2 separate regions of the Homo sapiens genome follow, and region 2 is linked to region 1. A link is a loop called in an ENCODE intact Hi-C map of the cell type or tissue named here. Cell type or tissue: Panc1. All regions are shown on one strand. Each heading gives the region's core, and the rest is flanking DNA. Links, peaks and the distances in the headings are about the cores only. Region 1 has its middle 360 kb from the start of LINC02109. Region 2 has its middle 250 kb from the start of LINC02109.

Evidence for each region. A loop is a pair of places that touch in the nucleus more often than their neighbours do. Peaks named below come from ENCODE experiments on the same cell type or tissue, not always from the same donor. Only the 100,000 strongest peaks of a DNase experiment are listed, where the experiment ranks them.
Region 2: a loop joins it to region 1, with 12 times the contacts of the local background. A loop is called at or near these places in 6 of 110 quality-filtered maps.

Annotation. Positions count from the first base shown.
Region 1 is chr5:28,770,275-28,787,093 of GRCh38, forward strand. No RefSeq gene overlaps it. Among named protein-coding and RNA genes, the nearest start is that of LINC02109, 360 kb to the right of the region's middle. In Panc1, for the core only: CTCF peaks have their summits at 9,069 and 9,270; a DNase peak (open chromatin) is centred at 9,067.
Region 2 is chr5:28,888,529-28,905,347 of GRCh38, forward strand. It overlaps the pseudogene DPPA3P12. Among named protein-coding and RNA genes, the nearest start is that of LINC02109, 250 kb to the right of the region's middle. In Panc1, for the core only: no CTCF peak of the experiment used is centred there; no DNase peak of the experiment used is centred there.

The DNA of each region.
Region 1 (16,819 bases), core at 4,598-12,597:
ACATAAACCTAAGTAGAATGGAATAAAAAGCCTACCATGTATATAGAGAGGGAAGCTACCATTATAACCAGAACTCTGGATATAAAATATCTCTTTATCTCGATATCTATAACATTGTTTGAGTTAATGGTCTACAAATAGGAAGTAAACGACAAACATCTCAGCTCTTAAGGAGGGCACATTGTTCACTTCAGATATGACAAAGAAAGTAGTGGAAAAAGAAGACCCTTCCCTTCCTTCCTCTCCTCTTCTCCCCTCTAGTCCCTTCCCCTCCCCTCCCCTCCCCTCCCCTCCTCTCCCCTCCTCTTCTCTTATATAGAAATAAGGACTGTAGGGAACAGTAGATTTAGGAATTTCTCCCAGAGAGAAGATCTGGACCTCTAACAAAGAATATGTCCGAAACACCGCCATAAAATAGGTCACCTTTAATTCCGACCAGAATTACAGAATTGCTATTAACCATAAAATCTTTTGTTCTCTCATTATTCCTCTTTTTGAAAGACAGTATTTCAGTTTCATTGTCCTGATTCCTCCAATTCCATTTGGTATATGTGGGGACAATTTCTTTCCCCATTCACTTCCAGGTCTTTGGATCTAGGGCTGGATAAAACATTTAGAGTATATTTTGCCTGGATGAGGAATCCTAACCAGAATATCTAGTGAACAGACAGACCAACTGTGATAAGGATCCAAGTTGTTCAAACAATTTTTCCAGCTTTATTCTTTGCAGAAAGAAACATGGTAGACATTTTCGAAGTTTTCTTTATTAAAAAAGTTTTTTGACGTTTTCTGTGGCCATATGACTTGCTTTGGCCATTGTGGTATAATCATTGTGGTATAATCAGGAGTGATATGGCTCACTTTGGAACCGAATCTTTAAAAGCCAATTAATAATTTACTGCTTGCACTTCCCACAGCTCTGGTGATCACAGATGCTCATGTCAACAAGCCTCCATTATCTCACATCCCTGAGTCACTCCAAGGGCAGATTGATCTAATGATCTACGTAGGACATGTACACGAAATGCAAACTTTCCATTTGTCAAGCAAGCAAAATTTTGAAGTTACTTTATACTGCGGAATTACTGACCCCACTGTGACTGTCAGAATAACAACATGTGTCTTCATTCGTTTCTGTAATAACTGTGCTACCCTACCTGATATCTTCTGAATAAAAGGATATCTAAACACTTGGACTCTGTTACCATCTTTCCTTCAAAATACCATGTTATTGATTCTGTATTTTAAATTCCTCTATTTTAAATATACTGATTTTAATAGTCAAGGCTTATTAACCATTATCCATATGTCCCACTTTTATTGTTTTTTTATTGTTTAATCTACCTCAGAATTTTTATCGGAAATTTCTTTCCTCCTGCCCAAATATTGAATACTGAGTTTTGATTTGTAGGTGGTAGGTGTGGCTTAGACTAGACCTTCTTTACATAAAGTGAAATTGAGCCTGGATTAAGTTTTGTGATATATTCAGGTTGCTTCCATTGAGCATCAAAAATAACTATTTGATTCTATCATTAAAGAAAAGAAAAAATGTGTCAAAACATTTTGTCTTACCTCCTACAAACCAACAATTTATTAGTTTACTTATTTTTTCTAAAAGTTGGTTTAGAGAAAGATAAATACAGTTTCAGGGAAACTGGGTTAGAGAATAATTTTTACTTATTACTTTCACTAGGGATGTAAGACCACTTTGAATCAAGCGGGGACTTGCAAAATGCATTCTGAAGGTTAGACCAATCAGGTTGAGAAGGACATTTTGATTTATGAATAAAAGCTGGCTGATTGTAGATTAATGATTTAAAGTAATACTTCTTTTAATTATGATCATAAATGGCCTTAAAGAAGTTCTACGGGGCCAATTATTACCACATATTATGAGGAAGTAAACAAAATTGCCACTAAATTTTTCTCCAGTAAAGTCAGTTGCACTGTAGTTCATCTTACTATTTGATATTTACAACCCAACCGCTGACGGTTACAAATGAACTTTTTACTTCTGCTGTGTTTTATTGTTACTGAAGGAAGTACAATTCAATGATTGAGTGAAATGTGTAGCCAGTAGTTAAATCACAGTCACAGATTTAAATAGGTACTTATAAAGATATACATTTAGGATGCAAATGAACTCCAAAGTTTTTTCATTTTCCAAAGAATTTATTTTTTTACTGGTTGAGGGTGAAGATTAGTGTATTAATAGTTTTCTACCAATTTTTTTTTCCTCTAGAAGTACTAATGTATCTTTGAAATTTTTCAAGTTTATCTTGCTTATATTCTCAGGATCAACTCTGAGTCACTTTTTCCTATCATTATTTCCAAAGATTCCATTATGTTTTTAAAGTATATCATCTTTTCATTATACTCTTTGGAATAATTTTGACTTCCCTAACTGATTCAAGTATAACATAATAACACGTGTAGAACATTGGACTGTAATGCAAATGAAATAATGTATAGAAAGAAAATGAAAATTTCTGTTTTGAAATTCCAAATAGTTGAATTTTTTTCCAGCGGACAAATTAAAATTTACTTGTAAGGATGAATCTCATTTTTTTTTTTTTTTTTGAGACAAAGTCTCGCTCTGTAGCCCAGGCTGGAGTGCAGTGGCGCCATCTCAGCTCACTGCAAGCTCCGCCTCCCAGGTTCATGCCATTCTCCCGCTTCAGCCTCACAAGTAGCTGGGACTACAGGCACCTGCCACCACGCCCGGCTAATTTTTTGTATTTTTAGTAGAGACAGGGTTTCACCGTGTTAGCCAGGATGATCTCGATCTCCTGACCTCGTGATCCGCCCGTCTCGGCCTCCCAAAGTGCTGGGATTACAGGCGGGAGCCACCTTGCCTGGCCACATTCTCTTTTTAATAGAGAGTAAAACCTATTAAGATCAAAAACTAGTAAATGATTTCTGTGTTTATGCAAACATAATATGGAAATCATAGACTAGAATACGAATGGAGAACTTCCACGAGAGGCAAAACTGCTCAGATTAATAATGTGAGAATTTGTCTGTTTTTGATGTTAGTTGAATTTTTACAGATTCTCTTAAGTTGGATAGAAGTTGAGCCTACAAGCAGAGATGAAAAAAATAAAATGTTAATTTTGTTCTCTTCTCTTTGGTCCAATGCCTGTCATTGGAAAGACAGGATTACAAATTCAGGGGAATAATCAATACGACTATCTCTGGGAGAAAACAGGTTAGCGGTTCTAAAAAGGTAGCAGGTAAGGAAGTAAGCAAAATTGGCCACATTAGAAGATCTCTAGTGGAGTATCAATTAAGAATTTCCAGTATTATCTAGTATGCAATATAAAAATTTCAGTGTTTGAATTGTGCTTTGCCTATGTTGACCAGAGACCTTTATTAAGTTTTGTTAAACACCATAACTTTAATTTTTGTGTACTTTAAGTTACCCAAATCCACATTTGATTCAAAATGGCGTAGTTTACCATAGAAGAGGGAGAAGCTAGTTAATAAATGGCCAAGAGGTATTTGCAGAAACTTAAAAAATTATTTGGGATTTGTCAGAAATATTGGTAAACTATACACATAAATAAAAGTCAAGCTATTGATGTGGGACATTACTCAGTGTCTTCTGAATGCTAGGAAATTTGGAAACACTTTATGTAATGGGTGACCTATTTTCAAACACTAATACCCTGACAGATTTGTAACATCTTAGGCAAACTCCTCTTTTGCTTACCATTCCCACTGATTTATCATCCTTCACATGCAAACTTCTACAAACAATTGTCCCCATGTACCCCGAACTTCCTCTTTGCCTAATTCCCTCATGGCCTACTTCAATCTGGCAGCATTTTACTAAATTTTTAAATCAACTCATTAATAACATCTGAGGCTAAAATTATTGGACACTTTCCTGCCTCACTCTATACTCTTAACATTCACTCGTTACCATTTCTTTCCTCTCCACAAACTTCTCTCCATTTTCCTACCTATTTTCTACGCTGTTTTCATAGAAATTCAGAGCTGTGGGCCTGAATCCACTATGGAAAACTTTCCATTATCCAGTTTTTTCATAATGAATACCACAGACTTTTTCTTCCTTTATCCTACTGTATACTGTCTCCCTGGTTAATTTGATTTTATACCATTAGTTTGCCCTTATAACCATTGCATTTCCCTCCAGTAGCATATCTAATAATTCAATATTCCTGTTTTTACTACATATTAAATATTCCTGAAGTCTTTTCTTTATCTAAACAGCCACTTACTTAACTCAGCTTGAGCCCCTATAACTATACTATTCTAGATAGGCTTCCCACAATTACTCCACCTCCAGACCAATTGAATTTCTATGCATACCCAAAGTGTTCATAAAAAGACTCAGATCATGTCACTTCTAAACTTAAAACCCTGCAGCAATTTTCTGTTTTAAGCCTCAAGTCTAAAATCATTAACCTGTTCTATAAGGTGCTAACTGCCTCATGTCAACTTCTCAGCTTTTTCTGTTTCATTCTCAGAATTCTGAAAGAGGCTGCTGTCACAATGGTATATTTCTATCCCCTCAAATGTACAAGGCTCCTTTCTTTCTGCTTCAGGTCTTTCATGATTGCTCTTTCCTTAGCCAGGGACACTTTTTGATTCTGAGTCCAGTTTAAATATTCTACTTCAACCAAGATATCCTGGGCCTATTTCCATATTTCTTTCATTTTTTTTTAGAGAAAATGTCAGAATTATACCCTAATTTATCTAAATAATTTTATGTTGCTGTCAATCTTCCTGATTATACTGAGAAGTCATAAAAGCAAGGATCATTTCTTGCTTTTTCGCCACACTAACACCACACTTTGCAGATAGTTGACTTAAAACTCATATTTCATTAAGCGAATGAACTTATGAATAGTAGAAAAAAATCACAAATATAAGGCAAATAGTGAAGTATGTTTCGAATGTTTAACATTTAGTTTTCATGCTAAGAAAAATATTAATAATTTTAAAGTTAACTTACATTCATTATACAGTCATTAAGAGTCAGGTAATCTTCTAATAACATGACATATTTTAAATCACTCAATTTATTGGCAACTTTATAGCTCAGTTCTCCAAAATTCACCATATTTTTCACCCTTATTTCTCTAACTACATTTTCATTTTCCTTTTACCTCTGTAAGGCATGACTTAGTTAATTTTCTCAGTAAGTGTCATCTAACACAAGTAGATAAACACAATGTGTTAGAGCTCCATTTTCTTTGTCACATGAAACAGTGCGATGGATATTTCTTTTAGTTAAAATCCATAAGTGCTTGTAATAGTGCTGTGAATACAGTGGATGCTCAGTAAATAGCAGGCTGGTGAAAAGAATGAGGGGGTATTCCTCATTAAAATAACTAGAATTCAATCAGCATTGTTTAATATCCCTAACAATTTGTTTCTGGAAGTTTAAGAGTGTAACTATGATTACAAAAACAAAAACTTATTTTAGCCAAGACATTATTCATTTTTGAGTAGTTTACATTTGATATTAGGAATAAAGGAAAATGGCTACTGAGAAAAAGATGTGGCTCATATTGTTACAGTAAAACATCTTGGTATATTTAAAATGTATGATGTCGGTAGGGCTTCTATTTCAAGGCTATGGGAAAGCTTTAACCAAATCTAAAAATAAGAATGAAGGGGCCTTTTGGAAAGGCTTAAGAAAATAACAATGCATAGTCTGAAAACTGGATCTTCTAAGAAGGTTCTCTGATGGAACAATAGAAAGCTACAAAGAAGGCTTGAAAATCATTTCTTGGCTCCATGTCTCAGGCTCTCTATGACAAACTCAATGATCATAATCTGATTGTGTGGCAAGTGAACATTTGGCATGATTATAGAATGGTTTTAACAAAGGAACACTAGTGTGTAAAGTGTGAAGAGGTTCAGCACTTCAGTTCCCTTTGGTCTAATAAAATATACAATGCAATTTGAAATGCATTGTTCCTAGAATTAATTGCACAGTAATACTTGGAGCAAAGAAACATGTAACATTCTTGGAAATATGAGCTAGGTTATGACTCAATAAATAGTTTTGATGATTGTGCTCTCTGTTGCATGAATGAAGCCATAAAATCTCAACTTTAAATGTAATTATGATAACAATTATTTTGTTAATATACTCTAGTTGATTACCTAATGAATTACATTCATTGTAGACCAAAATCCATGCTAAGCATAGGAATGTCTTCTAGCTGAAAGAATGACATTTTAACAAAAAGATTTCAGACGTGAGCAATTGAAAGGCTTTATTTATATATATATATAAATATATGTAAAATAATATATATACACCTATATTAAATATATAAAATGTATGTGTACATATACATATATATATTTGGGAGAGGGTCTGGCTCTGTAGCCCAGGCTGGAGTGCAGTAGCGTGATCTTGACTCACTACAACCTCCGCCTCCTGGGCTTGAGTCATCCTTCCACCTCAGCCTCCAAAGTAGCTGGGACTACGGGTGCACGCCACCATGTGTAGCTAGTTTTTGCATTTTTTGTACAGACAGGGCTTCTCCATGTTGTCTAGGCTGTTCTCTAACTCCTGAGCTAAAGGTATTTGCCTGCCTTGGTCTCCCAAAGTGCTAGGATTATAAAGGCTGTCAGATTTAAAATACATCATTCCATACTACACAAACTTGGAAGCATTTTGAAGAATTCTCAAAATTGGCCTTCTTAGTTTTCCTGTTTCCTTAGATAATCTGTGTCAGATTATCTGAAAGGACATACTTTAAAGACTCTAAAAAGTATTCTTTATCTGAAAGTAAGTTAACACCAAATATTTGCCTATTTTATGCCATAGTAATAACAAATCTTTCCAACTTACGTATATACCAATATCAGACACGTTAAAATACATATGATTATTTAAATTACTTATTTCCAATAGAATTTTTTTATTAAAGTGTGGTTTATTATGTATAATGGATAATAATTATATTTGAATACATAAGTTGGCTCAGAAAATTATCAAAATCCAAAACAGTGAAAAAAATTTTTTTTATATTGGAGTACCTGATTTAGGTAAAAACAAAACTAAAACAAAATCTGCTGTGCCATTTAAGGTAGTTAGAAAACATTCTGTGCCATTTAGGGCATGGCCAAAACTGTATCCCCAAAGTCTTCAATCTCTGTTATACTCCCTATATTCAAACCAGGGAATTTAAAATTCTCTTGGGTTCCACTAAGGCACATTCACTTTCTATTGTTCTGTAACAAATTGCTACAAATTTAGTGGCTTAAATAAGTTTTGTAGGTCAGAAGTCCTCGTAGGCTCAACTAGGTTCTCTGTGAGAGTCTCACAAGAGCAAAATCAAGGTGTTGGCTCAGCTGAACTCATGTTGAGACTCTGGGGGAAGAACTCATTTCCAGCTCATTTAGATTGTCTGTATAATCTATTTCTTGCAGCTGGAAAACTTCAGTCCCTGTTTGCTAGTTGCCTGTCTGCAGACATCTCTCTCAGCTTCTAGATGTCATTCTCAAGTTTTTATATACCATAAAAGAAAAATTACACATGACTAGTGAAATATACAAAGGTGAATTTATTCAAGACTATTGGAATAATGGAAAGAGATTATTAAACTATGCGAGAAGGATTGAATTTAACTCTGCTGAAGCAAAAGACAGGAAGATTTTTAAATGTTGGAGTGAGTTAATGGAAAACTACTGGAAGATGTTAGTGGAGAGGTTGGTCAATGTGATTAGGCCACCTGTGTTTGCCTATTGTCACTTATTGAACTTGGGCTCCTACCCTCCCACAAGGACTTGGAGGAAAGGATGCTATCTCTTTCTCCTTATATGATTAAATGTCAAAGGAATAACTCCCAGATTATTGATAAAGCTATTCTTGTATTATAGTAGATTCACATTTGAATAGAGCAGATAAAGAGTTTACAGTTGGAAATTTTCTGAAATAAATGCTTTAAGAAAATGGAAGTAAGGGGCCTATAGTCAGAAAGAAACCTTATATAGAGTCAAGTATGGGAACATTAAGAGCTGGGAACATTTTTAAGGTCTATGTTGCCCCCTCCATTTTCAAAGCCAGCAGTGGTGCTTTGAATCATTTTCATGCTTTGAATCTCTCTGCCACCATCTGGAGAAAACTCTGCTCATGCAGGGCTCCTCTGATTAAGTTAACCCCGCCTAGATAAGCTCTCTTTGCCACATAATGTGCCACACTCACAGGAATGACATTCATATTTAGAGGGTCCATCTGCAATCAAAGGGGTTGAGAATCAAAGGTGAGTTATCGGAATCATTTTGAGAATTCTTCCCACTAAATGAGGAATACAGTTTCTTCTTACATTATAATCTCTAGAAGCCAAGTTCAATTACTATTCAAAGCATCATAATTTGAAGAAGAAAGTAAAAGAAGAGCTTTACTGTTCACAGGCAGTTGTTTATTTATAAGTAGGGACATACAGTTGATTCAGTGTGCGCAGTGATAAGTAATTGTGAAGACATCCCGACTAGTTTCCTTTTTGTCTTTCCTTTTCATTTCCGTGTTTTCAGAGCCATGTGAAGAACACGTGGGCCTGAAAACAGAGAGATGAGAAGAAAAGACAAAAAGAAATGTTTGATTTTTAAATACTGAGTTATAATTTGTGCTGCTGCAATAACTTTTTCAGGAATCATAAGCAACCTAACACTTCTTTTTGATACCAGAAATTATCAAAGAAGTCAGCCCATCTGCATAAATTCACAAAGATCCTATGACTGATAGTTATGATATTCTGTCTCTGATTATGAAAAGTAAAATGTGCAGGATGTATATATATGAATGAGCCTGTCCATTTCAAAATATATGACATCAAAAAAGAAAAAAAAAATAAATGCATATTCAGAATACTTTATTCAATCTGTTCATTGGCATTTTTCAGTTTTCACTTGTTTGCCAAATGTGTTGCCATTGTAAATGGCATTCATTTTAAAGTCAAAGTCTTCAATGAGCACCTGTGTGCATGTCTAAGTAACATTATAAGGGGTATCTTTAGAAGCATTATTAGGTGTAAGTGAAAAGCAGAGAATATTTGGCAGGGCTGTTACTGTAATGATGCTCTTTGGGCAGAAGGCTGCAGTATTAGATCATGCTCAGCACCTCCAGAGATTGCACTTAACTCCAGTGGATTAGCAACTAACTGAACATTTTACTGCATTCTTACACACTCCAAGCATCTCAGTTGCTTTTGCTTTTGCTTTTTTGAAAAACAAAATCAGGGATTGTTTCAAACTAATATGTTCCAACATAAAAAGTAGTGAGAACAATAGTTTTAGCCAGCTCATAGTACAGGAGAAAAAATGAAAACAAATTCTAATTATATATTAAGCTTATATTAGGAATTGGTAAAGTCCTCAATTCTCAGTGGTACAATTAAACAATATTTTACATATATTATTGTAAAATATAAGTTATTGAGAGATCAGTTCCCTGAGCAGTTAACAAACCTATAAGAAAGGATAGCACACAAGCATTGCTCATAGTGGAATGTAGTATATATTTATCAGTATAATCACTTTTGAGTCATATTCATACTTTCTTTAAAGAAAAAAAATCAGACAAAAGCTTAAAGTGGAAATTTCACAGTTTTATCTTGAAACTGCAGAATCACTATGATACACTATAGTTTTGTAAAAGATATATGTGGTGGTAATAATCATATTTATACAACATGTTCTCAACATTAACAAAATCTTTATTTTGGCCCTTCAATACACCTGTGACTTTTGTAATTTCAGACAGTCCGTGAATTAGACTTAAATTTCAGGCCATTCTTTCTCTCCCCCTCCCTCCCCTCCCCTTCCCTCCTTCCTTCCTTCTTCTCTGTCTTTTCCTTCCTTCCTTCCTTCTTCTCTTTCTTTTCCTTTCTTCCTACCTTCCTTCCTTCTTTCCTTTCTCTTTTTTTCTTTTCTTCCTTCCTTCCTTCTTCTTTTCCTTCCTTCCTACCTTCCTTCCTTCTTTCCTTTCTTTTTTCTTTTCTTCCTTCCTTCCTTTTCTCTTTTCTCTCTTTTTCTTTCTTTCTCTTTCTTTCTTTTCTTTCTTTCCTTCCTTCCCTTCCCTTCCTTCCTTTCTTTTTCTTTCTTTCTTGTCTTTTCTTTCTTTCTCTTTCCTTCTTTCTTTCTTTTCTTTTTCTTTCTCTTTCCTTCTTTCTTTCTTTCTTTCTTTCTTTCTTTCTTCCTTCCTTTCTTTCTCCTTCCTTCCTTATAACCTGGTTTAGGTAGAAAGTAAACTATTCCGGGTAGAAGAAATGAAAAAATATAAGCTAAATATTTTATCACAAATATCTAGGATAACCTATACTGTTATTTCAGATAGTACTAGAGGAATTTTGACCAGAGAAATGAAAATAAAACAGGAATACCTGCAAGTATATATCATGTGGAGGTACTTTCAAACTCTTAATAAATGGCTTAATAATTAGGAGTGTCATGGACAAAGAAAAAGGAAGCTGTACCAACCTCATGTTACTTCTGTCTCTTCATTCTAAGTATCATCTCTGATTCTTAGTTCCAAAGCAACTCTATTATTACATCCAATTTCCTTCATCTGTTGGATAGGGTTGTTGATATAGTCCATAGTGGTGAGTCTTTGTGGATCACGTGTTGCCTACTTTACTTGCTTATGAAAAGAAAATCCAGGCAGTCAATAAAGACTCAAATTTTCATCTGAGAATTGGACCATAACCTCCCCTCATCCTCACTTATTAGTGAGGACTCAATTCCAAGTAACATGATATTAAATTCAAACTAGCTTAAGCAGAAATATAAACATACTGGTTAACAGAAAAAAAAAGAAGTCAACAGAAAAGTCAAACTTTAAAAAGATTGGGTCAAAATGCTTGAAAACCATCATCAGTAATCTCTTTATCTTCAATTATTTTATTTTATTTTAGAGATATTCTTGCTATGTTTCCCAAGCTGAATTCAAACTAGGCTCAAGGCCTTCCTCCTCAGCCACCTGAGTAGCTAGCTGGGCCTGCAGATTTTTTTCTTCAACTCTTAGTATCTACTTGTTCTGAGTTTGCTTTATTTTCAGGCATTTTCTTTCCAAGTGGAGAGAAAGTTGCAACTGGTAGGTTCAGGTTTTTGTTCTATCATGGCCAGTAGAATGATATACCATTTTTCTTTATATTTTCATTACAAATTTCAAGACTGCATCTAATATAGCTGCTTGGAAATTGACTCATCTTGAATCAGTCATTTTTAGAAGGAGCCTCAATTTGGATTATGCCTATCCAGGGTGAAGGGATGCCTAATCTGATGTGCGTAGAGCTAGCGTGGGCAGAAACAGTTCATCACAGAGAAATCAATGTACTTTTAGTAAAACAACAAAAATTAGATGCTGGGAGGCACATTAAGTGATGATCTCAACACACAAAGCTCTCAGAAAGCACAACTTGCATCCAAAAACTGAGAAGATTCATCCCTGCTCCTGCTGATGGTTTGTCTGCCCAGATGCTTTCCTCCACCTGGGAGCCACACCATCTGTGTTTTGGGAATGGCTCTTCCCCTAAACTCAGGGGTGTTAATTTACTGGATACAGTAATCAATGGTACACCATATTTATGGTTATAAAATAAACCAATTAAAGCCATTTCTAGGACTTGTTTTGAAAACTAGAAGATTGGGGGTTGGATGTATTATGGTTAAAAAACCTGATATTTGTCAGTGGCTATGTCAACGTGTATGATTAGGAGTTTCTAAGAGTTAATTCACATAGAAAAAACAGAGATAAAATTTAGTAAGGAATCCTAAAAGTATTGGAGATATTTCTTTCGGTACCTCTATGCCCTTTATAGGAATTCAATTATACATTCTCTTCTTTTTTATGTTTTTGTAGTAAGCACGTAATATGCTTCATAAATGGAAATCAGTTTATGTTATATAAATGTGTTATATACACATTATATAAATGTGATGGTTAATAACAGGTGTCAACTTGATTGGATTGAAGGATGCTTATACAGCTGGTAAAGTATTGTTTCTGGGTGGGTCTGTGAGGGTGTTGCCAGAGGAGACTGACATTTGAGTCAGTGGACTGGAAGAGGAAGACCCATCCTCATGTGGGTGGACACCATCCAGTGGTCTGCCAGTGTGGCCAGAACACAGCAGATGGAAGAAGGTGGGATAATCTCACTCGCTGAGTCTTCTGGCTTTCTCCTTTTTCACATGCTGGATGCTTCTTTCCATTCCTTCTACCCTTGGACATCAGACTCCAGGTTCTTCTGCCTTTGAACACATGGATTTATACCAGCGGTTTGCCAGTGGCTTTTGGGCCTTTGGCCAGACTGAAGGCTGCATTGTCGGCTTCCCTACTTTTGAGGCTTTTGGACTGGGACTGAGCCACCACTGGTTTCTTCCTTCCTCAGCTTGCAGATGGCCTATTGTGGGACTTTGCCTTATGATCATGTGAGCCAATTCTCCCTAATAAACTCCTTTTCATATACACATATATCCGATCAGTTCTGTCCCTCTGGAGAATCCTAATACAATAAAATACCATTCTTTTCACAGATCTTGTCAAAAGTTCCATTTCTCACATGTCTGTGGCATCTGAAATAAAGAATTATTTATCAGTGTTTGTTTACTTCTAAAATATTATAAGAATTGGAAATTTGATTCTTATTGTTGCTAATTATATCTTCTTATTAAAGTTCAGTTTACTAACAAGGGAAAATAAAACCTTCTTGAGGACAGCAGTTGCTGACAAGCATACAGATGGCACTTTTACATGGCTATTATAGTGATCCACAGAAACTGTGGGTAGCCATTAAGCATGCTCATGTGGAAAAAACACATTTGAAGTAATTTATGATGTTATAAAATGGTGTGGGTTAGTAGCCAACCACACTGAATAGGGCAGAAGTAAAGGATGTTAATATTATATAGTCAACTCTTTCCTCCAGGTGTCTCCAGATCAGCTATTTCCATCTTTATACTTCTGCCTTCTGGCTCTTGCAATTTGTCTTCGCATTAGTCATGCTAAAGCTAATTTGTATGGGCACACTAAACATTCATTTCCACAACACGGAGTTCAACGCAAGCTGTTAGAATTAGCCATTTCTGCCATAGGTCCTTCTGTTGTTGGTATGCCCAATCTCAACCACGTTGTTCTCACTTTTGCCATGCAAAGGGAAGAAATAATAGAGAATACTGCATTACAAAATGTAAAAGCTGAACCTGGAAAGTGATGTGCACTCCTTTCTCCCATATTTCAATAGGCAGAATTCAGATGCTTGGCCCCAAATTAACTATTCAAGGTATAAGTTTATGCTTTCTCATAATTAAAAAAAAAGCTGGGTTCCTAAGGCAAAAAAAGAGTGAATGACAGTGTCCAATACAATTCTGTTCCTCCTCAATTTTACAACATATGTTATTTTCATCCTTGGTTATACCAAATACTTTTGTAGTCTACACATTGTTATCCATAAAGTTATGAATATACCATAAGTTATTAATAGTTTCATATATGTTTGCCATGACATTGAACAAATTTAGCGAGAACTCAAAAACAAAAAAGCAATCTTTCTAAGACGGTGATTTTAATGCTCCTACTATTATTACAATATTAAAACAAATAAATAAATATGTAGTTAAATGAATTAAAGCGTAATAAATGTAACTCTATTAGAGAAGGAAGGCAGAAACTTCAGATTAGAAACCAACCACCTGCACTTCATATAGTACACATTGCTACTGAAGTAAATATCCATATGTATTTTTTTCAAAGTGTCCTAGAAGGAAGCACAGCAGCCATAAGGCCAATTGATTTAACTATATTGGAAGCGGCAGAAATTAATGAAAGTCTTGTTTTGGAAGAATTATTATTTCTTTTCATTACTGAGCAGAAAGGGGAGCTGCAGTGGCAAGATGATGATCTATGTAAGAGGAATCATCTGCTCATATAGGAATGGGGCCAAATACTGATGTCAACTAGAATGCATCAATGTGGAATGATCAAATACCCTTCATTTGCTATGGTGCATGCAAATTAGTTCTGATGACACTGCCTATAAAGAAATGATAAGGGTATAAAAAGAAGTTACAAAGTCTCAAACATAATTTTCCCAGATTTAAATAATTTTACCCAAATTAAGAAGTCATCAAGGATACCCTTTCTCATAATTAAAGAGAAAGCCTAAACAACACCATACATAAAGACCAAAAAAAAAAAAAAGAAAAAGAAAAAAAGTTGAAAAGACCTGTCAAGGTTCTTTTCTGAGTCATAGTAACCATTTTAGTGGCCAAAAACTCTGCACCACTTTTTATGACATCAAACTGTTTGGTGATACTATGATACTGCATACACAAATAAAATAGATGAAAGGATATTTTCCCTGTGCTAAAAAATGCTTAAATAAAACCTGATGATAGAAAGGTAGACTCTACAAGATTTTTAATTGTGATGGAATTCATGCTTCTTTTGAGTAGCTACCCTAAGGGACAGTCTCCAAAGAAAATGCATAAAATTTTGGATTTTCTACAAATGATGGACTGGCTGATTCTGGGTGGAAATGCCAGTGAATCTTTAATATGCTGTATAATTACTAGGATAGTTACAAGCTCAGTTGAAGCCCTGATTATGAGGCTGTCAAAGATTTAATTACTGTGCCATATCATTTTTCCTCCTATAAGTTCTGATATTTTTAGTGCATGAATTGGCAGAATTCATGAGTTTGTGTTTTTTTAAATCAACACACATATTAGATCTCAGCAAAAATACTAGGCAGTATTTGAGGACTCCAAGATGATAACACATCTGGTTAAAGAAGATATGCTGTCAGTAAGAGAAGATATAGTGTCTATAGCAGCAGAGTCAGTAGAGGATAGAAGGGGGCTTGGATCTGGGTAATTGCGAGACATAAGCATATTTCCTTAAAAATGGAAGTAAGATGCAAAAATAAACCCAAGAGGCAGACTGGAAATAAAGGAAGTCCATTCCAATTTAAAAAATGTGTTACGAAGGCTTTGGAATTGCCCTAAAACTTAATGATTTTAATTGAACAATCTGTTAAGAAACAAAGCAAAACAAACACCCAAAGGCAAGTAAGACTAAGCAAAGCAACACACAAAATAGTATGAAAATGTATTCCATGAGATATAAACCCAGTGAGACAAACGTTAATAATTGATGAATCTAGGTGAAGAGTAGAAATTTATTAATTGCACTGTTTTTGTAACTTTTCTATAGATTTTTAGTTGGGGAAATTTAGTTAAATTATTTGTTAGACAGAAGCTAATGTAGAAATGGTCTACAAATAAAGATATTAGATACTGCCACAATTTAAGACTATACAGTTGTTTGGTGAGTAATAACCAATATGCCCATTTGTTTTAAGAGATGTCAGGCTCATAATAAACAGACCACAGAGAAGACAGAGTGAGAAACATTTATGTAAACAGGGGCATTATTTAGAAATCTATATATAGAAAAATAGTTGTGCTAATCAGCCCCACATTCTTGTTTCTTCCCTCTTAGAGCACAGATAAAAGGGGTGTTCCATTACAAAAAAAAATGCATTCCCACTAAGTAAAATAAACTAGGAATTTAGGTGAAAGCGAAGACTTCTTTAGAGGAAGCTGATAGCTGGGGGAAAATTTTGTTTTAAGTTTGGCATTATGTCTTCTGCCTTCCAACTGGCTTTCTATAAACCTGATTTACACAGAGTTCTCAGAAAGAATTGCTCAGAGAAGAACTTGAATGAAATACCTATTAGGAAAGCCAAGTGATTCGTAACATCATAAAGGTAATTCATATCTCATAGGCAATCAAAGGTGTAAGTGAATCAAGAGAAAAAGCATAAAGTTGAGCAGCTGTCTAGAAAGTTTTGAGTCACAGAAACAGACAAAAATATAGAATCACTGATATGGTTTGGCTGTGTGTCCCCACCCAAACTCATCTTAAATTGTAATCGCCACAATCCCCACATGTCAAGGTAGAGACCTGGTGGGAGGTGACTGGATCACCGGGACAGTTTCCCTCCTGCTGTTCTTGTGATAGTGAGTGACTTCTCATGAGATCTAATGTTTTTATAAGTGTTTGACAGTTCCTCCTTCCCACTTGCTCTCCCTTGCCTGTTACCATGTAAGATATGCCTGCTTCCCCTTCTGCCATGATTGTAAGTTTCCTGAGGCCTCCCCAGCCATATGGAACTGTGAGTCAATTAAATCTCTTTCCTTTATAAATTACCCAGTCTCAGGAAAGTTCTTTATAGCAGTGTCAGAACAAACTAATACAGTCAGGCTCCCTTCAAGTATAAAGTCCATTTAGATAGAAAGTATTCAGCATTAAAGAGTTTAAGAAATGCAGAATCAGTGATCCCACCCATGGAAAGGAACCATTAGAAAATAACACATCAACAACAAATTATGAATTAGAAAATGAAAAATTTGAATCAGTGAATCTGCATTATTTTGTAACGGTGTAAGCATGTCATTATACATTTGACAATACCCATAGCCTGTACAAAGCAAAGAGTGAACACTAATGTGAACTTCTATTGATAGTATTTCAATATTGACTCATAAATTATAACAAAGGTACCACATTCATTTCTTCTAATATAGAAGTAACTGGTAAATGGGTTTGCAACTGAAAGGGCATATGAGAACTCCACACTTTCCACTCAATTTGGTTGGTAGAGATATTAATCCTAAAGGTGCTTCTGGTGAGGTCTCAGAAAGAGATGAAGAACATGTTACTGGTCAATGGAGGAAAGATGACCCTGGTCATAAAGTGCCGAGAACTTGACTGAATTACATTCTGCCGTTGGGAGGAAAGTAGAATTTGTTAGCAAAGAACCGATATTTC
Region 2 (16,819 bases), core at 4,994-12,993, 120 kb after region 1:
TGGAAATAAATGATAATAATAACACAAGTAATCAAACTCTGGGATACAGCAAAAGCAGTGCAAAGAGAAAAGTTTGTAGCACTAAATGCCAACCTCAAAAAGTCTGGAAAACAACAAATTGACAACTGAATGTCACACCTCAAGGAACTAGAGAAACAATAAGAAACTAAACCCAAAGTTAACAGCAGAAAATAAATAGCAAAAATCAGAGCACAAAAAAAATGAAATTGAAAGAAACAAACCAAAAAAAAAAAAAAAACACCAAAAAAACAAAAGAGCAATTGATATGGTTTGGCTTTGTGTCCCCACCCAAATCTCACCTTGAATTTTAATAATACCCATGTGTCAAGTGCAGGACCAGGTGGAGATAATTGAATCCTGGGGATAGTTTCACCCATGCTGTTCTCATAATAATGAGTGAGTCTCACAACTTCTGTGATTTTATAAACATCTAGCATTTTCCCTGCTTGCGCTTACTTCTTTCTCCTGCTATCCTGTGAAGAGGTGTCTTCTGCCATGACTGTAAGTTTCCTGAGGCCTCCCCAGCCATGTGGAACTGTGAGTAAATTAAACCTCTTTTCTTTATAAATTACCCAGTCTCAAGTATTTTTTTCGTAGTAGTGTGAGAACAGACTAATAAAACAATGAAACAAAAAATGGCTTCCTTGAAAAGAATCAAAATTGATAGACCATTAGCTAGATTAGCCAAGAATAGAAGAGACACAATTCAAATAAATTCAGTTAGAAATGAAACTGGAAACATTATAACTGACACCACAGAAAGACAAAATATCATTTGAAACTACTATGAACACCTCTATGCACATAAAGTAGAAAATCTAGAGGAAATGAATAAATTCCTGGAAACATAACCTTCATTGATTAAATCAGGAAGAAATAGAAACACTGAACTGACCAATTACAAGGATTGAGACTGAATCAGTAATTAGAAAATTGCCAATAACAACAACAAAAAAGCCAAGGGCCAGATGGATTCACAGCTGAACTCTACCAGACATTCAAAGAAGAATTGGTGCCAATCTTACTGAAACTATTTTCAAAAATTAAAAAAGAGGGAATTCCCTCCATGTTATTTTATGAACTTGTATCACCCTGATACAAAAATCAGGAAAGAACATGTAACAATAAAGGAAAACTACAAACCAATATTCCCGATGACTGTAGATGCAAAATTCTCAACAAAATATTAGCTAACCAATCCAACAGCACATCAAAAAAACAATACAAAAGGATCAAGTGGGTTTCATCCCAGGAATGCAGGGTTGGTTTAACATATGCAAGTCAAGATACGTGATACATCACATAAACAAAATTAAAAGCAAAAACCATGTGATCATTTTGATAGATACAGAAATAGCATTTGAGAAAGGCAGCGTCCCTTTATCATGAGAATTCAATAAACTAGGAATAGAAGGGACTTCCCTCAAAATAATAAAGGCTGTATATGACAAACTCATAGCCAACATCATACTGAATGGAGAAACATTGAAAGCATTCCCTCTGAGAATTGAAATAAGACAAGATGAAACTGTCACCACTTGTATTCAACATAGTACTGGAAATCCTAGCCAGAACAATCAGGCAAGATAAAGAAATAAAGGGCATAAAATTAGAAAAAATAAAATTAAACCATTGCTTTTCATTGATAATATAATTGTTATATTAGTCAGGATTCTCTAGAGGGACAGAACTAATTTTATATATATATATATGTACACACACACATATATATATGAATATGCCAACACTGTTGGCTTCCCTACTTTTGAGGTTGAGGTTTTGGAACTCTGACTAGCTTTCTTGCTCCTCAGCTTGCAGACAGCCTGCTGTGGGACTTCACCTTGTGATCGTGTGTGTCAATACTCCTTAATGAACTCCTAAAAATATATGAGTTTATATATTACATATATTTTATATTATATTATATATAAACTCATATTTATGTATGTATATGTATATAGGAGTTTATATATGATGGATGACTGATTGGAAAGGGGAGCAAGGGATTTTTTCAGAGATGACGAAAATTTCTAGTATCTATTTTGTATAATGGCTACACATTTGTCAAAACTCATCAAACTGAACACTTAAGATCTGTACACTTTACTGTATGTATATGAGTATATATATATATATATATATATACATATAGTAGTTTATTAAGGAGTATTGACTCATACGCTCACAAGATGAAATCCCACAATAGGCTGTCTGCAAGCTGAGGAGCAAGGAAGCTAGTCAGAGTCCCAAAATCTCAAAAGTAGGGAAAGCAACAGTACAGCCTTCAGTCTGTGGTCAAAGGTCCAAGGTCAAAGGTCCAAGAGTCCCAAAGCTGAAGAACATGGAGCCCAATGTTAGAAGGCAGGAAGCATCCAGCACAGAATAAAGATGTAGGCCAAAAGACTAAGCCAGTTTAGTTTTTCCACGTTGTTCTGCCTGCTTTTATTCTGGCCAAGCTGGCCAGTCAAGCTGGCAGCTGATTAGTTGTGCCCACCCAGATTGAGATTGAGTCACTTTTCCCAGTCCACTGATTCAAATGTGAATCTCCTTTGGCAACACCTTCACAGACATGTCCAGGAACAATACTTTGCATCTTTCAATCCAATTAAGTTGATACTCAATATTAACCATCTCAACTGTATAACAAATAAATTGTAGAAAACCCTAGAGATACCCCCGAAAGACTCCTAGATTTAAAAAACAAATTCAGTAATGCCTCAGGTTATAAAATCAATGCACACAAATCAGTAACACTGCTATACACCAAAAACAACCTAGCTGAGAAATAAATTAAAAACTCTATTCATTTTCCAGTAGCAGCAAATAAATAAATACAACACTTAGGAATATACTTATAAACCAACCAAAATACCTACAACCAACTGATCTTTGACCAAACATACAAAAACATAAACTGGGCGAAGGAAACCCTATTTAATAAATTGTGCTTGGAAATCTGTCTAGCCACATGTAGAAAAATAAAACTGGATTTCTATCTCTCACCTTATAAGAAAATCAACTCAAGATGCATCAAAATCTTAAATCTAAGATCTGAAACTGTAAAATCCCTAGAAGATAACCTAGGAAAAACTCTTCTGGACATTAGCCTAGGCAAATAATTCATGACTAAACCCCCAAGAAGCAAATGCAACAAAAACAAAAATGAATAAAAGGGACTTAATTAAACTGAAACTCCTCTGTACAACAAAAGAAGTAATCATCAGAGTAAGCAGACAATGCACAGAATGGGAGAAAATATTTGCCAACTTTGCAGGTGACAAAGGACTAACATCGAGAATCTACCAGGAACTAAAATCAGCAAGAAACAAAAAATAAAAAACAACAAAAAATCCCATCAAAAGTGAGAAAATGACATGAATAGACATTTCCCAAAAGAATATATACAAATGACCAATAAACATGAAAAAATGCCCAACATCAGTAATCATCAAGGAACTGCGAACTAAAACCACAATCTACCTTACCCTGAAAGAATGATCATTATTAAAAAGTCAAAAAATAATAAATGTTAATATGGATATGGTAAAAAAGAAATGCTTATATACTGCTGGTTGGAATAAGAATTAGTACAACTTGTATGGAAAAAAAGTACAGAAATTTCTTAAAGAACTACAGGTAAATCTACCATTTGATCCAGCAATCCCATTATTGGGTACTTATCCAAAGCAAAATAAGATGCCATTATATCAAAAAGATGCCTGAACGTGTAGGATTATTGCAGCACAATTCACAACTGCAAAAACTATGGAACCAACCTAAGTGCCCATTGACCAATGAATAAATAAAGAAAATGTGGTATACATACACCATGGAATACTACTCAGCCATAAAAAAGAATGAAATTATGTCTTTTTCAGCAACTTGGGCAGAGCTGGAGGCCATTATTCTAAGTAAAGTAACTCAGGAATGAAAATCAAATGCTGTATGATCTCACTCATAAATGGGAGCTAAGTTAAGTGTACACAAAGGCAAAAGGGACTATGGAGACACAGACGGGAAAGGGTAGAAGGGAGAGAAAGGGACAAAAATATATATATTGGGTGCAAATTACACTACTTGGTGACAGGTGCTCTAAAATCTCAGACTTCACCACTATACAATTCATCCATGTAACCAAAAACCACTTGTACCCCAAAAGCTACTGAAAAAAATATTTAAAAAGAGAGAATGGTGCATAAAAATATAATGATGGCTGAAAATGTTTCAAATTTTTGTAAAAGACATAAGTTTCCAGATCTTAGAAGTTCAGTGAATTCCAAGCAGAGAAAAAAATACAATGAAAATCATACTAGGGTACATCATAGTTAAACTCTTAGAAACCAAATATGAAGAAAAACTCTGGAAAGCAGCCAGAGAAAAATTGCATGCTACAAGCAAGGGAAGAATGATTTGAAGCATCACTGACTTCTCATCAGAAACTATGAAGGCCAGAAGTCCCTGGAATAATATCTTTAAAGTGCTTGATAAAAGCCAGTCAATCCAGAATGCTATGTTCAGTGAATATATCCTTCAATGATGAAGACAAACTAAAGGCATTTTTAGATTTAAAAAAAAAGAAAAGAAAAACCCTAAGGGAATTCACTGCCAGCAGATCTGTGCTACAAAGAATGCTAAAGGAAGTTGTTCTTCAGCATGGAAACACAGATCTTCAGGAAAGAATAAAAAACACTGGAAATAATACATAGTGTGGATAAACATAAAATACTATTTTTCTAATAATTTCTTTGGAATGCATATAATTATTTAAAGCAAAGATCATTACATTGTATTGTGTGGTTTATAGTATATACAGATAAAATACATTTGATTCTACAGCAAAAGGATGAAGGAGGTAGTTAATGTACTTATTCTTACTTTTTTTTTTTTTTCTTGAGACGGAGTCTCGCTCTGTTGCCCAGGCTGGAGTGCAGTGGCGTGATCTCCACATACTGCAAGCTCTGCCTCCCGAGTAGCTGGGACTACAGGCGCCCGCCACCACACCCAGCTAATTTTATTTTATTTTATAATTTTTTTTTTATTTTTAGTAGAGACGGGATTTCACCTTGTTAGCCAGGATGGTCTTGATCTCCTGACCTCGTGATCCAACCGCCTCAGCCTCCCAAAGTGCTAGGATCTTACATTTTATGTGAAATAGTACAAAGTTAACAAAGTACACTACGTCAACTGTGGAAATATAAGGATGTATAATTCTAGAGTGACCATTAAAAACATAATGCAAAGTCACAGATTAAAAAGCTCATCTATGTTTTAAGATGTAATTGTAAAAAATCCCAGAAAAATCCAACTTCATGCAATGACGTGGACGAATGTCAAGACATGCTGAGCAAACACAATAGTAAAACACTCCATGATTCTACTCACATGATATTCTACAACGGACGAACTAACAAACTGGATCTTCGGAAAGAAGAAACTGTTGGCTTTTTAGGCGGGACAGCAGAGCGACATGATGGATGACTAATTGGAAAGGGGAGCAAGGGATTTTTTTGGAGGAGATGAAAATTTACAGTATCTATTTTGTATAATGGCTACACATTTGTCAAAACTCATCAGATTGAACACTTAAGATCTGTACACTTTACTTTATGTAACTACACCTCAATTAAAAATTAAGTTGAAAATATATTGACACCAGGCAGGCCTGATGAAAATGTAAGATTGCTAAGTGAGTTAATGAGAGACTGCCCTAGTTAAATAAATAATTTGTAATAAAATATTAATCTAATCTATAACCTATGATCAGGCAAAAGCAAATCATTTGTTGTTAAAACAGCCAGTCTCCTGCACTTTAAAAAAATGCCTGTTTCGATGCTATTCTTCCTGCTTGAGGAACTCTCTCTCCCTAGCATACTTCACTTCTGCCAAAATCCTACTCATCTTGAGGTCCTGTATCAGTGGGTATATATTCCAAGCAACTTTCTCTTTTTTCTTAACCTTTAACCTTATAGGACAGTGTGGTTCCCTTATTCTAATTATATGCTGTATTTTAAAAATTTCATATATATTATTTCTTCTAAGATTAATTTTTCACTAATATCTTTCTCAAGTAGTTCCATAGTATTGGCAATTTCTGTGTGTGTGTGTGTGTGTGTGTGTGTGTGTGTGTGTGTGTGTGTGTTTTGAGACGGATTCTCACTCTGTTGCCCAGGCTGGAGTGCAGTGGCGCAATCTTGGCTCACTGCAAGCTCCACCTCCTGGGTTCACGCCATTCTCTTGCCTCAGTCTCCCGAGTAGCTGGGACTACAGGCGTGCACCACCACGCCCAGATAATTTTTGTCTTTTTAGTAGAGACGGGGTTTCACTATGTTGTCCAGGATTGTCTTGATCTCTTGACCTCGTGATCCACCCGCCTCAGCCTCCCAAAGACCTGGGATTACAGGCCTGAGCCACTGCGCCTGGCTGGCAATTTCTGTTTTAAAAGCAGCAGTCATTACTGCCAGTCTTCCATCATGCCTCATCAATAAGCATTTCTCTCCTGGCATTTTTATCTAGGTTAATGGGATTATTAAAAAACAGCTGACTCTAGCAAGAAACCACTGAAGACGCGGTTCTTGACTCTCCTGCTTCCTCACATTCCTGGACATTTCTTTTTACCTACATTGGTTTATACTCCTCTTTCAATATAGCAAGTTCCTCCCTAGACTGTAAATTCTCTCTAAACAAAAGGTTATGTTTGTTCATACCTATATAGCCAATGCGACACAATGCTGACTCATAAATTATTAGTTCATTTTAAAAGTTATCTTATTTTTTTTTTTATTTTCTGTCTACTAACTTGGTCTCTCTAACGTATCCAAAACACATAAGTTTATTTTTGCTTTGGTGCTTTTGCAATTTTTGGTTCCCTCTGCCTAGAACGTTTCATCACAGGAAAAATATTCAAACAGCTCCCTCACTTATTTCTTGTTTCCTCCACAATGTGACATTTTAAAATATGTTCCTGAGAATGGGGTGTGAGGTGCTGGTGTGGATATATTCCAGGTAGTAAGTAAGCTCTGTAATGCTTGGGACTTCGTTTATTTTTCAACACTGTAACTCCAAGTTTTAAAAATGCAGCCGGGCAAGGGTCTCATGCCTGTAATCGCAGCACTTTGGGAGGCCGGGGCAGGCGGATCACCTGAGGTCAGGAGTTCCAGACCAGCCTGGCACATGGCGAAACCCCGCCTCTACTAAAAATACAAAAATTAGCCAGGCCTGGTGGCAGGCGCCTATAATCCCAGCTACTCTGGAGTCTGAGGCAGCAGAATTGCTTGAACTCAGAAGGCTGAGGCAGGAGAATTGTTTGAACTCAGGAGGCTGCAGTAAGCTGAGATCATGGCACTGCATTCAAGCCTAGGCGACAAAGCAAGACTCTGTCTCAAATAAATAAATAGAATTTTAAAATAAAATAAAATACACATGGTATAATGTAGGTGCTCAATTAATTTCTTAAATGAATAAATGATCTTTTAAATAATTAGCTGATTAATTAAGAATTCCCCATTCAATTACTTCAGTATCTCAGGCACCTTTTAATTCTTCCTTATGTTTTATGAGGAATAATAGAAAAGGCTCCTAATTTGTATATCCGTGAGCCAAATTCTGCTGCTTAATGCAATTTTTGCAGTCCACATCATCTTCCATAGGGTTGGAAGTTTGATTTTTATAAATATTAAATCAAATTATAATAATCTTCTATTTTAACATTTTTTTAAGTTTTCTAACATCAATGAGATCATCCAGGTATTTTTTTGGGGGGAATAGATTGTCCTTCAAAACATATTCTCAGCCTCATTCTCCAGCTATGATAATCACATGAATATTCTATGACAAAGCCCCATTGGACGTCTTGCTATCCTGAATATATGGTTTTATTTATGCTTAGGAACTTTCCCACCAGTTGCGATTTATATCTGGAAGCACCATTATCTTCTTGCTATAGATTTTCTTATATCTATAATGTAATTTCCTTGATTCTGTGATGGTATGTCAAATACAATGCAGATACTAATTAAGAGTACAGTTGCATCATACATTTAAGCAAAACTTAAGGCCATAAGAGGGTATCAGAGGCCTTAGTATTCAAGATTAGAAAGGATCATAAATGCAGAAATTAGAAAGTTTAAACAATGGCAACATAATTTTAAAATAAGCTGATACCAAAGTAATGATGTTTTTAAAATTCTTGTTTTTATTTTTATTTGTTTTTAGTAGCTCTGAATGTCTCATGGTTCATAAGGATAGTCAAAAAATCAATTTTATCCAGAAATAAAGCCAAAGTTTGTTTTATATACCTTGATATTTATTGAATACATAATAGTTTAAAGTTTTCATAGAAATCCTTACAGGGATATTTAAATCACATAAAATAACTTTTAATTAAGTAACAAAATATTTATTATATCTTAAGCAAAATTGGAGAGAGATTTTCAATTGAAAAATAATGATTGCCATAGACTGGAGTTCTAATGATCAATTTACATCCAAATTATGCATAGTTTGTATTCTTTTTATTAAAAGTTCTATAAAAAGTCAGCATGTATATGAAAGAGAAAATAGAACCTTACTATTGCAAAAAATATCAGTTTAGTGGCCTTAATCTGCCATCTTGTGGTATAATAGCTTCATCTCACATTTTACACATATTCTCTGGGCATTTCAAAGTATTTTCTTGAATATATAGAGTAAGTGTAAAGGTTGGCTTTATTTTTCTACATTTGATTTTTAAAAATACTTGAATATATCAATTTTATTGTTTCTCTATGCACACATTTACTTGCTACTGAAGATGGAAAAAAAATAACACACGGAAGTCTTCTTTTACTGCAATTCAAATTTTTGAAAGCCAGAAAATCAAATTATTATGCTCTTGCCAAACTACCCAATGTTTTCTTTCCCCAAGTTACTTTGTTACAGATTCTTGACCTTGGGTTACATCTCACTGACTTCAGGCTTCTAAGACACATGGGAACACTTAGGACCTATTGATGCTTCTTTGGTCAAATCAAACAGTAGAGCTAAAGTATATTGAAGTTATTCAAATACATTCAAACTATACAGATCCCTTATAAATTACTGGTATCATGGTAGAAAGGAAAAGATATATGAAGAAAAATACGTAACAGAACTCATTATCAAAATTATTGTTATACAGTCTGTAATAGTATAGAGTAGCTTTCTCAACTGCTGAATAATATTACCAGCAAGAATAAAAAGTACAAGAATAAAATTGATGGCTGAATCTGCTCAGTGTCATAATTCCCTATTCTAGCATTCTCAGAAGGATCCCTCCTAGTGCATGCAGAAAGTGCAGCCAGATCTGAATGGTTCCCTTCTCAATTCAATCTGAACTCTTTTAAGCCCCGTGTCTGTTAGCTCTCTTTGAAGCTGAGAAAATCTGTTTACTAACAGGTATCTCAATGTTACCACCCTTTCTTTCTGCACAGATAACTGTGTTCTTACTCCTTTCCCCCTGTAAGGCCAGCCATCTCTGATACCCTGGAAAATCATTTCTATTCTACCGTGTTGTTGAGGTAAACCTTCTAACAGATGAAGACAAGTTGGGAATTTGGTACCAGAATTGACAGTCAAGTTACTAAGGTTCTTTATCGACATCTTGGAGCAGAAGTTATGAGAGGCCTCTGAATCATCCTGAGAATTTTCTTCAGTAAGCATTCATAAAAATTCTGGGATCAAGGGTGGGTTAAGCTTTTGTGATGGTTTCATAGGTGGTCTACTCACAGCGCTAAGCTTCTTCTGGATCTTTGGATCCCAACACAAAGTGATACTAGACCCTCAAATTGCTACAGGGTAGTCTGGAAAGAACTGTATAGCCCAGAAATAACTTGAAAACCCAAAGTGTAACAAATGTTGGTGAAAGAATCAAACTGATTTTTTTTAAACATAACTTCTTTGGGGGTGAATTTTTTTAAAGACCATCATGTAGATTCCTTTGTCTTGATAATGATGTTTGTTACAATGCTGTTGGCCCAGTTGCTCTTTGATTGGTATTTGGGAGTTAAATATAAAAGTAAATACAAAATAATTCTTAGATGGAAAAATCACATTAAAAGCATTCTGGGAAATAAGAGTTAATATCACATGGCCAGGAGTTAAAGTATGTTTTTATGTTTTCTTTAAAATTGTAAATGCACATTTTTACCACTAAGACATACTAATTGTTACTTCAATAAGCCCCAACAGAAAAAAAACAACTGTTTCATATTTTATATGGGAATAAATGTATTTTGGCTTCAAATCATGCCCTCAATAATCTAAAATATAGAAATCTGAAGTAAATCAACATTTCACTGTGATCAAAAAGTTTAGCCTTTAAGTAATTATTGCAAAAAAACAAATTTACTCATTTATTTTACCTTTATTTGTTAATCTCTTATTATAAACATTAGCTAAGAATGCAATTACAGAGTGAACATAAACAGCTCTTTTATAATTTTAAAGTTCTGCTGAAATATGTTAGGAATAATATAATCATATGAGCAAATAAAGATCCATACGTCATTTCTAGGAAGAAGGACTGATTGAATATTTTTTAAATGCCCACTTTGGGGAGTGGCACCAGGGAAATAGTGGAGTGGGAAGCTCTGAATTCCTGTGTTTCATCAGAAATATAATAAACATATCAGAAACATTGAGAACTCTGTCTTAAGTTTGTAAAACAGTCAAAGTCTTAGAGCAATAATTGAATGCTGAGTCAATAAAAGTCAGGTAAAAATTCCCCTGTAATGCAAGGAAATCTTAGCCAAAACAAAGTAAGCCTAGAATAATCAAAATAGCAAATCCTGGGGAAAGAGAATACCTCATTGCCAGAGTTAGTCCATTAAAATTTAGAAATGTCCAATTTTCAGCCAAAAATCATAAAGCCATACAAAGAAATCAGAAAGTATTGGACACTCAAAGGAAAAAATAATTCACAGAAGTAGGCCCTGAAGACGCACAAACATTGGACTTTCTATACAAAGACTTTAAATCAAATGTTTTAAAACTGCTCAAAGTGCTAAAGGAAATTATAGACAAGAACTAAAGGAAACCAGCAAAATAATATATGTGATAACAACATCAAAATAAAGATATAAAATATATAAAGGAACCAAATAGAATTTCTAGTGCAGACAAGAAAAGTATAATATACTTCTCTTTAGAGATGTATAATAAGTGAAACACAAACTTCGCAAGAGTGTTTCAACAGTAGAATGAGCAATCAGGAGAAATAATCAGTGAACTTAAAGATAGACAATAGTATTTATGCAGTGTGAGAAACAGAAAGAAAAACGATTTTTTTAAAAAATGAACTGATCATAAGAGACCTGTGGAACATTACACAGAAGGCCAATGTATTCATTATGGGAGTCCCAGAAGGAAGACTATGAGAAAATAAGTTGGAAAGACTATTTTAAGAAATAATGGCTGACAATTTCCCAAATTTAATGAAGGGCATAAAACTGCACATTAAAAATGTTCGGCAAATTTCAGGCAAAATATAGTCAAATCATTAAAAGCTAAACACAGAAAAAACTTAAAAACAACATGAGAAAAGTAAGATACAAAATATTTTTTATATAATTAGCAGCTGATTTATTATTGGAAACAATGGAGGACAGAGGCAGTGGGTTGATATAAAGTACTGTAAATAGTCCAGGGTTTGGGTCACAAAACTGTCAACCCAGAATTCTACATACAGCAAAATTGTCCTTCAAGTATTAAAAAAAAATAGCTAAGGGAACTTGTTACTAATAGACTTATCTTACAAGAAATGCTAAAGGAAATTCATCCAGTTGAAATAAAAGAGCCCTAGACAGTGGTTTGAAGCTGTATGAGGAAATTAAGAACATTGGTGTAGGTAACTATGTAGGTAAGTAAAAAAGCCAACCTCATTGTATTTTTGTTTGTAACTCTTCATAGTTTTCCTATATGATTTAAAAGACACATGCATAAAATGATAACTGTAAATATATATAATACACATACAATTCAAAAAGAGGTAATTTTTATAAGATTGTTAAGAGAGTGGCAGAATGTATGAAAAAGAAAACATTATTCATTTATATGCTGTGTATGAAAGAATCACTTTAGATGCAAAGACACAACGAAATTTAAAGTAAAATAATGAAAAAATATATTCTATATTAACAATTATCACAAAAGACTTGGAATGACTATATTCATATCAGATAAAATAGATTTCCAATAAAAAATGTTTCCAAAAGAAAAAACTACATTATATATTGTTGAAAGTTTCACTATAAAATAATTTTAAAGGTATACATACCAAACAATAGAGGCAAAATATATAAAGCAAAAATTGAAAGAATTAAAAAGGAAAATATGTAATTCTACAATAGTAGTTGGAGACTTCAATACATGACTTTACCATTCAATGTGGAAAGTACAGTCTGTTCCGCAAAATGGTGCTGGTAAAATGGGATATTTTCATGCAAATGATTGAAGTCAATCCCTTACCTTATTCCACATTTAAAAAGTTAAGTCAAAACAGATAAAACATCTAAATTTAAGTGTCACTATTACAAACTTCTTTAAAAAATTAGGACAAATCTGCATGGTGGTGGATTTGGCAATAATTTTTAAGTATACTAAAAATATAAGCAACAAAAGATAAAATTGGCATATTTGACTTCATTAAATTAAAAAAAAAAAACTTGTGCACCAAGGACACTATAAAGAAAGTAAAAACAACCCACAGATTGGGAGAGAATATTTGTAAACTAAATATGTGACAAGAGGTTAATATTCAGAATTTGTGAATAATTTCTACAACTCAACAAGACAAAGAACCTAATCAACAAAACGGACAAAAGACTTCTATAGACATTTCTCCATATAAGATTGATTAATGGGCTGGGTGAGGTGGCTCATACCTGTAATCCCAGCGCTTTGGGAGGCTGAAGTGGACAAATCACGAGGTCAGGAGTTCGAGACCAGCCTGGCCAACATGGTGAAACCCTATCTCTACTAAAAATAAAAAAATTAGCCAGGCATGGTGGCAGGTGCCTGTAATCCCAGCTACTTGGGAGGCTGAGGCAGGAGAATCACTTGAACCTGGGAGGCAGAAGTTGCAGTGAGCCGAGACGGCACCACAGCACTCCAGCCTGGGCAACAGAGTAAGACTCCATCTCAAAAAAAAAAAAAAGAAAAAAAAAAAGATTGATTAATGGTCAATGGGCACATGAAAAAAAAATGCTCAAGAAATAGAAAATGGAAAACATGTAAACCAAAATCACACCACTTCAAAAATTCTGTGATAGCTATAATCAGGAAGATGAAAAATAACAAGCGTTAGCAAGGATGCAGAGAAATTGGAACTCTTGTACGTTGTAGGTGGAAATGTGAAATGATGTAGCTGCTGTAGAAATGTTTGGTGATTTCTCCAAAAATTAGACATAGAATTACTATATGACCAGCAATTTCCCTCCTAGTGTATATCTGAAAAAAATAAAATTAGGGACTCAAACAAATATATGCATATCAATATTTTAGCAGTATTATTCACAAAGGTAGCAATAACACAAGCATCTATGAACAGAAGAATAAATAAAAGGGGTATATATCACAATGGAATATTATTCAATCATCAGAAGGAATGAAGCATTGATATATGCTACAACATGATTGAACCTTGAAAACAATATATTAAGTGAAATCAACCAGACATAAAGAAACATATATTTTAGAAGAGTGAACATGTATATGAGATATCTAGAATAGGAAAATTCATAGAGACATAATATAGACTAGAAGTTATCAAGGGCTGGGGTTAAAGCGAATTGGGAAGTTGTTGCCTAATGAGTACAGTAGAGGGTTTGGGTTGATAACAAATTTTGGAACTAGATAGTGGTGATGGTTGTACAACATTATGAATGTAATTCGTGGCAGTAAATTGTACAAATAAAAAATATTAAAATAACAAATGTTATGCTATATGTATTTTACCACAATAAAAATATAGTTTAAAAAAGAAAATGTCTGCTTTTATGACTGATTTAATGATTATTAACATTGAGAAGAAAGGTAGGAAAACCTTGCCATTGATTTCTGTCACTCTTTTCTTTCAGTTTTTTTGCTCCCTCACTTCATAGTTTTATTCACTGTCCAATTTCCCTCAAAGTAAAAATAATGACAGTCATGACCCCAAATTGAGTCCTTATACTTTTCTAGCCACTACTTATTCTTCCTTTTTAATATTGAAGATAATTTGTTGTGTATCTACTAATAACTCCCCAATATTTACCTCTGACTTTGATCATTCTTCTAGATTCCAGATGTAAGTTTCCAGTTGATTGGTACAGAATTTAACCTTGTATTTTTATGAAAATTTCTAAATTGTCATCTCTGTTCTTTACTTTTAAATTTTCTGATGACACTCTTCGGTTAGTCAGCTAATAGTGGAACAAATAATATAACTTACATATTATCCCAAGTACTGCTAATTTTCCACCTCTTTTTGCTATATTGGCCTATGTACAAACAGAATTTTTCTAACTATAAGTTTTTCTCCATTGACTGAATAAGACTCTCACTTTACCTTTAATTCCCATTCAATCTTGAACAACACATATTTCCAACCACACCAAACTTCACATACTCTTGCTAAATATTCTCATATATTCTTTTGCTCTTCTTGTTTTGTGGCCCTCTAATAATTCAGCCTCTCCAATTTTTATTACAGTTTAATTCATGCTAAACCCCTTTTATAAATTTAAAATTCTCTTTGTAGTTCTCCCTGAAATTTCTCAAAAACTATATTTTACTTTTATTTTCCAATTATGTTATTGTGTCATTAGTCCTGTTAGTTGGGATTTTTGTCATTGCTCTTTTTGTTTTCTTGCATGAATATCACCCATTTGATTCAGGAAGCAAATGCTAGTAAAGGCCAGACACTATATAAAAGTAGGTAAAATATTCTATGTTTTTCCGTGTGTTTTTCTGTATTATTTTTATAAGACTTATCTAGACATAATCAGGTCTTTAAAAGACAAAAATGTACAGAGAACTATGGGAAAAGAAAAGTCAGTGTTTCTAGGGAGCAAAATATTATGATTGTTATAATGCCTTGTATTAACAAAGAGGGTATAGTTGTAAATTAAATGTAAAGCACAAAAGACACTTACTTTCATTCTGACCAAAGTCTCCTTATGTCATAATTATCTCTGATTTTTTTGGAGGACTTCTTGTTTCCACACTTACTTTCAGTTGTCATAAAATAGAAACTTCTTTGAATTTCATTTACTTTGGTAGTAATTTTAAATATCACCAGTAGATGCCATCTTTTGATACAAAATGAAAAAGAACTATATGTTTCATAACTTGAAAGTATTAGAAGATGATAGGTATTTAGAAGGGTAGATAAATAGATAGATGCCAGATAAATGATGGATGGAAGGAGGATAGATGGAACAATAGATAATTGCAAGAATTGATATTTACATATACACTTCCACATGGTGGGTCCTTAAGAAATACGTGTTGAGTGAATGAATAACTTAATTAATGATCTTAGGGATTTACAAATTAGATGGAAACTAGACAAGCAGGCCAGCAGGCCTCAGAAATGGTCAGAAAATAAGGTAGTTTTAGGGGATCAGGTAAAAGGAAAAACAGGGCATTAACAAATTAGAATTAATAGTTGGATCAGACTATGTTTGCAACAACTCCAGAATACCTGCCATTATGCAGAAGCTTACAGTGGTGGTTAAAATTGGTTGAAGGGGTTTTGAAAAGCCCTTTCATCTTATTCAGGAAGATAAGTCGTTGCCTGAATCTAGTCACAGTATCTGACATGCAGTTTCAGAATATACGAGGAACAAGAATCTTAGTCTACATCTCTGGAGAAATTGTACCCAAATGGGAAGTGGTTTAAATATATGTGACAAGAATCTAAAGACAGAGTGAGTAGAATTACCTAGCAATGCCCAGAGCATCGGAAGTATTCTTTTTCACAGTTGTATAACACATTTACACTAAGAGATTATTCCACTGCCCAGCTGTATTAATATTCACTTATATTCTATCACTGGATGCCAAACCACACATGGTTCTACTGTAGTTTTATTAATTTTAGTATTTATTTTTTACCTTACACATAGAGATTACCACTTTAATCTAGGCTGGGTGTTCAAAATAAGTGAATAGTTGCCAGTGTTATAACACTGCATAGAAGAATCAAATTATTAATTAGCATTTTCTTCCCATCGGACCACTGGGCTTAAAGGTCAATTCTAAGACATTAATTTTTAGGAGTTGAATTAGTTAGACGTGATATTTACACTGCTTAGCATGGGCTTTATTGTGTACATATCTTATTTACATTTTAGGCAGGTGTTAGAGGGTCTGCTTGCCCATACCACCTGAGAGTGTCATATCAGGAATTTCACTTGAGCGACAGCAACACATCCTTGTCACTGCCTCTGTGATTTAGTTCAACATCCATTATTTTAAGTGAATGGGAATTGTTGTCTTTATAAATTCTCACATAGTAATGCAAATATTTTTAGGGAAGAAAGTGGGTACTATTGTGATGTGTATATTTTTATTAGCACATACTGGAACATCACATTGAGTTGTTCCTTATTTTTGTTTTTAAATATTAACTCTGATAACAAATACTTTATTCTAATAACCGAGTGAATGACTCTGTAATACCTCATGCTAAAAACAATTTAAAGATTTAACAAAACTATAATACAAATGACAAATAATTTAAAATTTAAAAAAAGATCACTTAAAAGACATTTTTAAGAGCCAAAAATGTTCAAAAATATTT